2 separate regions of the Homo sapiens genome follow, and region 2 is linked to region 1. Evidence: chromatin contacts called from ENCODE Hi-C or POLR2A ChIA-PET data. All regions are on one chromosome and are shown on one strand. Each heading gives the region's core, a stretch centred on a gene start or an enhancer-like site at or near the end of the contact. The rest is flanking DNA. Distances are from core to core; before and after follow the strand shown. Region 1 overlaps NEK7 (NIMA related kinase 7). Region 2 overlaps PTPRC (protein tyrosine phosphatase receptor type C).

Region 1 (4,083 bases), core at 134-2,633:
ATCCAAATGTTTAATGAGGCCTGTAAGTGGGTCATGACATATTTGTTCAACCCAGGCCGAAAATTTGTATACAAATTGTTCCTTAGAATTTTCAACCAAAAGTTATATATACCAAAAGAAGGATTAATAATGGAAAGTCTGACCTAACACTAGCCTGACTACTATGATCTTCTACTTAGTAGTATCCTACTGCTTACTGTTCATACCACTCAGAGTTAGAACGAATCTTTAGTTCTTTTAACTCGAAAGATGCAAATAAATATGAACTTTTTCTCTCAATTGTGCTTTAAATATAACTTATCTAATTGTAAGATGTCAGTTCATACAACTAGGGACTTACGACATGAAAATTAAACAAAAATAACAACGTTTTTAAAAAATCCTTTCAAATAGCATTCTTTTCCACTTTCTTTTCCTATATGACACTAATACCAGTAAAATCTTAATTCAGACTTATATTCAAAATACGTAACATGCCACACATAAACTGAACTAAATTTTAACACCAATGTATTTCCTAGGCAAACTGTTAACTTAGGATTTTGAAGTTTCAAGAGAGTAACAATTTTATTGAAATATTCAGATATGTAAATATTATCCATAACCTACAAATCATCACTTTCTACTCATTCAAGCGCACTTGATTTAGGATAGTAAAAGAAAACAGATGAGGTTCAATGCCTGGTTGCACAACTTTCACATATAATCTGCCACGTGCCACTTACCCTCTGTGAGCATCAGTTTTCTTTTCTGCAAAATGGAGATGATCAACTTTCCTGGCCTACTTCACCAAGTAGGATGACTTCGCGACATAAATTATACAAGTGTTTTATTAACTCTGAAAGCAGAACTCAGATATAGTATTACTATACTATTTCATGCACATTATTTGAAAAATACCTATTCTTATAATATTTTAGGTGTTTCATATTGATAATAATATATCAGGAGAGCCAAGTGTTTGCAGCACAGCCTCAAGAAGCAGACAAAACTACAAGGTCTAAGTATCTTCTGTCCCTGAGCCCTTTCTATGTAGCTAGTGGCACGGGTCAAAGTAACTACAGGGACTTCAGTACAACTGCTTACTCCCTGCCAATGGTGTCAGGCTTCCCTGCTAGCTGCTACAAAAAGTACTGAGCCCTTAGTTCTGGGCTCCTCAGCTGCCACACAACTCATGCAAGCATAACCACCATGAAGGGCCATCACTTCTCTCCACTGAACTTATAGGCAAGAAAACTGGTACTACTATGCTGATACTCCTGCTGTTTGCTGTGCTTTAAAAAACTGCCTTGCTTTCATCACTAAGTCTTATCTACTTTTATCACCTATGAAGTTGTGGTAAGCTAATCAGCTTACTTAGTCATTTCCTCTAAAACTGTGTTACCCCTTGCATTCTCTATGAAATCCAGGTTCTCACCTAAACAAAACAACAACAAAAAAAGGTAGAGCGAGCAGTGTGCTGAGATAGACAACGACTTTTTGGAAAGCCAAAAGGCAATGTCACTATGACTATTAAAACAAGGATTCCCTAAGCAAACACAGATGGGATCAGCACCCAAAAAATTGGCACCAGAAATTGTGCTATGGGAGCCCTGAAGCAGGTAGCTGGTTGAAAGCAAAGCAGTCTGATTAAAACCAGAAGTGCCTCTATAGAGCCAGATTCCTCCATGGAAATCAATCCCCCTCTACTAGCGGAACTAAGAAGCTGAGTGGCAACCTTAGAATAAATTACTCCTTCATTGCCTCCATTACATAACCTTGTACCTTTGTACCCTAATTTGCTATCCTTTAAAGATAAAGGGACCAGAGATGCAGCCAAAGTCTTTCTACCCACGGGAAAGACTTCAGGAAGAAAGGTCAAGGTGGGCAATCCAAACTTGTATGGTTCTTTTAGATACTGACACTAACGAGAGCTGGCAGCCTACAGTGGATTCTCACCAACTGAATTCAGTTGTTGTCCCTGTTGCTCTGGGTGTTCCAGACATTGTGACCATGACTGAATCAACTGCACAAACTAATGACACCTGGTATGCCATCTTGGATATTGCTACTGTCTCTTTCTCAATCCCTTGGGTACCAGAAAATTAAGATCAGTTTATCTCCAGGTTCCAAAACAGATTTACTGAGCAGCCACGGGAGTATCTGAATTCTCCTGCTGTTTGCATCAATGCTGAGATGTGGAACAAGCCTTTCTCCCTTGGCAATGGCTTTGGAAGAGATGCTGACTCACATGAGGGCCCAGGGGTGGTTCATTAATCCTGATGAGATATAGGGACTAGCCATCGGAGTCAAATTCTCAGGAGCAATGCTGACTGCCCTGAGACAATAAAGGAAAAATTACTTACCCTGCAGTCCCCACCTACCAAAAGGGAAGCCTGGCACATAATTGGACTGTTTAGATATTGAAGACAACATGTGCCTCATCTAGGCTAAACTACCCAGAGGACATGCAGGCTTCTCATTCCACATAGCAGTGCAAGTACTTTTCCCTGACAGTGGAATTCATGCCACAGAGCAAATGGTCAGAAATCTATCCTTAACTTTAGTTACCACAGGCAATGGGGCTGTGCAAACTCTGGAATATCAGCAGGTCAGCTTAAAATTCCTTTGTACAAGTCATAATGCATAACATACTGGCCTAAACTACATGCTGGCTGACCAAGATATGTATGAATTAATACCACTGCTCAGATGGAACAATCCATACTTCCCATAAGGAAGGGAGCTAAATGATTATCTGAAATAATATCTACTAGTACTGTCTGGGACTTTACTTAATTTGTTGAGTCCAGAATCCTAGGGTACATGGTTGAGGTGAATACTGCAGGTTGGCCTCATTCTGTTGATAATTGTCCTCATCAAGTGTTGTATGAGATAAACTGGATGAATTTTTCCTCAGCACCTGACAGCATATCTAATCTGAATTGCTGATGGGGTGGTATACTCATATGAAAATTTGAGTTCAACCAAGAATGTGTATGGGCAAAGGTTGGACTGTCAGGAAAGACTGTCTGTCATGGGGCCCACACATCCTTGTACATCCTTACCAAGTATGCCAAACAACAAATGCACCAGCCATCCTGTATCTTTGAGCTACTTCTGTAGCTAGTTATGTAGGCAATCCAGTAGGTCAAAGAACTGCAAAGCAGGTCTCAGCATTCCTTGCCAGCCTGTATGATAACTGGCAAATAACAATACAAAACAAAACAAAACAAAACAAAAACTTGCTCTTTTGCTCTTTACACAATATCCTGGCCTTTGAAACTTTTAAAGGAAATTCTAAAGGTAAAGGGAAGTTTAATAAATCTAAATATTTAATGGTTTCAATATTATAGTTTGCCATACATCACATACAACCGATATGCCTTAACATCACTTGAATTCATTGCTAAACAGAAAATAAGTAAGCAGAAATATTTCAGTAGCTAAAGAAATAATTTCAAATACATCCTTTCACAAGTAAAAATAATTTCTGTTGATCATTTTACTGTTCTAAACATATTTGCCATAAGTTAAGTAACATGACCATTAGAAAGGTGATCTGCTAACATAAATCTTCCAGCTAGTCAAGGGCTGCAGCATAGCTCCTTCGAGATAAGATTATCTTCTAGATCCAAGACTATGTGTATGAGTTTTAGCAAAAAAAGATGATTTATAGATTTTCATTTTCACTTTTAATATTTCAGAACGTGCCTACTGGTACAGCCTGATGAAACTGAAATAAAAATGACAACTAATCTGGAAGACAACCAGCAACCAATCACCAATCAAACTGAACAAATAATGCCTTCTCTGCCCCATTTCCTCTTCTGTCAATTTTAATAAAATCATAGTTCTCAGTACTCCTTGCCATCCTGGTACTCAGCACTCCTTGCCCCAATTTTAATAAAATCAAGAGAAGAGAAAATGGGGCAGAGAGGACATTCCAGGCAGCACTACCTATAGATGGGAGGTACTGTTTGGTCCTCACACTCATTATAAAGCTTACATTTCATGGATGGTCAGAGGTGGCTGGCAACTTTCAATATGTCAAAATAAGGTGTTTCTTACAAATTTCTAATTTTTAAAATATTAGAACACTGT
Region 2 (3,991 bases), core at 209-2,708, 460 kb before region 1:
TTTCAAATGCTTAAACAGTATAACAATTCCTCATATTATTTTGTTTTGTTACACTTAATGAAGTGATTTTACATTCATTTTCTATAACCACCTTATACGTAGACATGTAAACTAAATTAAAATTTAGTTTAAGAGAAAGCATTTTATTAAGGCTAACAAAAAAGTCCTTTGGATGCTTTGAGCATAACACATTTGTTCTTGAAAAGTGACTAATTAAGATAGATGGGAAGATATGTACAGTTAAATTGATATTAATAGAAAATACCTTTACAGTGTTCCTGAAAAATGGAATGTGACAAAACTGGCACAAATTTTACATTTGACAACTAAAGGTATTTTTATTATTCTTATTTTCTTGCCTTTGAAGTACTTCTTATATTGTATCTGACTCGTTCTACTTCCAGAATTTTGAGGTTCCACTTGCCTTTGATCTTTCAGTAGCCATTCCCAATAGTTCTTTCATCCACACCATCGAGCCGCCCTTGACATAACACCATCTTTTATTCTTAGAAAAGGGAAAATCTTTTATTTCAAAGGCTTTGGTGATTTTCCCTCATGGGTCACCCTGAAAGTATTTTTCATCTTCCTATGGGTGAGAACCTCTTATTCCTTGAGCCTCTGGATGGACTCCTGGGTTCCCTCTCTTCTAAAGTTACCATTCAGCAAGGAGGAATCACAGCTATTCACATTTCAATGATGCTGATTCCTCTTTTACCTAGATGGAATGCTATTTCTTTCATTTACACTTTATCCTTGAAACAATGACCAAAAAAAAAAAAGGGTAATATTTGTTTACGTAATTGGATTAACATCTGAAAATGGATTACTTAGGTTTGCTAGGCTTTTATTATCTTTTATTGGATAGGTATTTAAATATCTCTCTGGTGCTTACACACAACTAGATTATTCAGCATTGGGAGTAAATTATGCTTTCTGATTTCACAAATGATAGTGCCTACATGCACGATTATCTGCTTCTCACACACTAATACAGTGTTTGTGTTATATGGGAGAGATTTCTCTCAATCTCTTCCCCCTTCCCCTCCTCTCCCTCCCTCCCTTTCTAGTTCTCTCCTAGTCTTTTAAATAAGGATTAAGCAGATGTGCTTAAACTGCGGCTTTATATCTACATGAAAATTAAGCAGCGACAGGAAGAGAAAGCTGCACAGCTTTCTCCTGTACTGAGATTTTTCAATACATTCTCACTATTGAGATCACAGTAAACTGCCAAAACACCTGATGCGCCCTTTTTTCAACTTAAGCAAAATATCATAATACAAAATAAATACCGATAGATCATATTTAAGTTACTTACTCTTTTGTTTTAACCATAATTCTGTTTTCCCTATTAAGACTAGTGACCAAGGATTGTACATTCGTTGAATAATCTGTAGAACTAGAAGCAATGTAGAAACAAATCTGAGGCTGAATAGCCTGGTGTGCATTGAAGCATCATATGGAGTGCCAGGCACACGAGACACTCAATGTTACTTCCCTTTCCTGACCCCTTCTTTCTCAACCTTAGTACTGTATTTAAAATTAGAACAAGGAAAATTAAATTGAACTATTCCCTTTTAGGATATGACAACCAGTAAATTTTATGATAATATCAGGAAACACAAATTAACAAATTTGCTTATGTTAAAGACAAGTATAAGCTAGACTATACAATGACATGAGCTTGTTAAATGAGATAACATTTATAAAATGTTAACAGAAGTGCCTGGCACAGAGTAAGCACTATTTTTTATTAGCTTTTTCTTATTAGCTAACCACCAGTAAGTACAAAATTAAGTAGCTCTAAAAAAAAGTTTTAAGGAAACCTGCCAAGCCTGAGATCAAAATTACACACAGAGATATACACACACTGACAAAAGGATTTATATCTATTTATGTGCAGTTTAATTTTCACGATATTAGATTCTACCTAATATCTGCCACATTGATAACAACTACTTTTTAAATTTCTCAAAGAAATGGAAGGTTTAATTTCAGTTTAAAAATAAACCAGTTATTTAACCAATACACACACACACACACACACACACACACACAATCCCAATCTGTTCAAGTATTGTCTTAAACAATATTTTAAAATATGTATCAAAACAAAACATAAGCTACAAAATGGTTCAACAGAGCATTACCTTTGCATGAAATTTTCAGTTAAATTTCTAATTCTTTAGTCTCTCAATATATTCTGTAGTTTTTATTAAAACAAATTATGTTAAGATGTACCTCTTTCTTTTTCTAATTGTTAAGCTAGCAAGGGATATATTAGGTAAAGACATCTAATTCTTCCAAATATTATAAATTCCTTAATATTACTTTTGTAACAATATTAAAGTTAATAGAGATATTTACCAATTGCATGTTCACAACCAACCTTTCTAGGGGAGACATAAATTCAGATTTTTATGTGGAATTTACTGAATTCTCACTATAATGCCAACCCTTTTCAACATTCAAAGCAAAGTATAGTTCTACTTTTTTTCACTGGCTACCTCTTCTCACTATCTTTTCCTAGCTCCTCCTTGTGTCTCTTCCAAATATGAAGTTTCCCAAGGCTCAGAAACCAGTCATCTGCTACTCTCTACATGTTTATTTACACTGTCACATGCAGTCCCTTAGCTTTAAGCTCCATCTGAATGCAATGACTCCTATGTTTATGTCTCCAGTTGAGACCTACTGAATGGGCCTCAGCCTCTTATCTCCAACGGATTTCTTGACCTCTCTACCACCTAATGAAAATCAGACATCAATAACAGCCCAAACATAACTCTGGATTTCTGACCCCCTAATTTGGCTCTTTCCCATCCCAGTGCTCATGGGGAAAAAAAGTCATTCTCTAAAATGTCTTTGTCTTTTCCATGCAGCCACTTCTCTTAATTCTATGTCAGTCTTTCCTTTCTTTCCACCTGCACTGCCAACACTTGGTCCAGATCACCATCCCCTTTCTCCATCCTCCCATTCAGTCTCCTCATAACTGCTTCCAGGCTTTGCCTTACTTCCAATCTATTCTCTTCATAACAGTCAAAGTGATCTCTTCAACACAGAAAGAAGATTAGGTTATTCTGTACTTAAGAACTTAAAATGGTTCCTTCCCTTTATACTTCAGGTAAAATTCAAGCTCTTTCCATTTCCATCAAGGCCCTGTGGGACCTGCCTTCTGCTTATCTTTCTAGCCTCACCACAACCTGCTCAGTTCTTACTCACCATACTACAGATGCCTGACCTTTCTGTGCCTCGAACCTACCAATTTGTTTGGTTTTGCCAGATAACCTTTACTCTTGCCAGTCTCCCTCACATGGATCCCCATATTCTTGTCAGCCAACAGGTAGCTCAATGATTCTTCTTCATAAGGATCTTCCCCGATCACTCTGTCTAAAAGTGCATTCACCCCTAAATCTGGGTCTGGCCAGATTAAACTCTACCATATTACACTACTTAATTTTCTTCACAGCATTTATCTATAACTGAAGTTATCTCAATTTGTTGTTTGTTTTCTTGTTATCTCTCACCACTAGGAAGTCAGTTTCATAAAAGTAGTTACACTTTCTGCTTTCTTTACCACTGTGTCAACACTTAAAACAGTTTTTAGCTTAGCAGGGGCTCTATAAACAATTGATGAATCGATGAGTGAATCATCTCATTTAATATCTCTTGCTATTATTTCCATTTTACACACGAGGAAACTGAGGCTTTGGAAGGTAATTCTTCCCCAATTTTTCATCATTGGAAGTCTCCAATGATGAAACTGGAATGGAATCCGGGCAAGATTTCAAAGACTGACTTCTTTAAGTACTTTAAAAGTAGCGATTGTCTGAATCCAACATTTGCACTAAAGTTTCTTCAAGTTACTTTTATCAGCTCCCTGACCTTTTCCTTTTTCTTTGGTTTATCTGTTTCCTTCATATCACCACTTCCTTTCCGTCAAAACTCTCAACTGATGTCTTATGCTTCATTTATGTTTCCTTAGCCATTACATACC

What was found. Hi-C counts contacts between places; a loop is a spot of excess contacts on that map. ChIA-PET counts read pairs that join two places held with the same protein, here RNA polymerase II (POLR2A). Pooled maps may share reads with other maps.
Region 2: a pooled map shows a loop between it and region 1 (1.9-fold over the local background). The contact joins two enhancer-like sites. A Hi-C loop is called at or near these places in 2 of 37 single-sample maps with no recorded cell type and 1 of 50 pooled maps. POLR2A ChIA-PET finds 5 or more read pairs at or near these places in 3 of 52 experiments (BJ, CD8-positive, alpha-beta T cell and GM12878).

The regions. Positions count from the first base shown.
Region 1 is chr1:198,185,536-198,189,618 of GRCh38, reverse strand. All of the region lies in intron 1 of NEK7 (NIMA related kinase 7), which reads right to left. Among named protein-coding and RNA genes, the nearest start is that of NEK7, 31 kb to the right of the region's middle. Within about 2 kb of position 1,383, at least 3 of the 41 ENCODE cell types and tissues checked have a DNase peak (open chromatin) inside an H3K27ac peak, as active enhancers do; they include CD8-positive, alpha-beta T cell, where a contact is called at or near this core.
Region 2 is chr1:198,649,357-198,653,347 of GRCh38, reverse strand. The region is part of intron 2 of PTPRC (protein tyrosine phosphatase receptor type C); the gene reads right to left. Among named protein-coding and RNA genes, the nearest start is that of PTPRC, 12 kb to the right of the region's middle. Within about 2 kb of position 1,458, at least 6 of the 41 ENCODE cell types and tissues checked have a DNase peak (open chromatin) inside an H3K27ac peak, as active enhancers do; they include CD8-positive, alpha-beta T cell, where a contact is called at or near this core.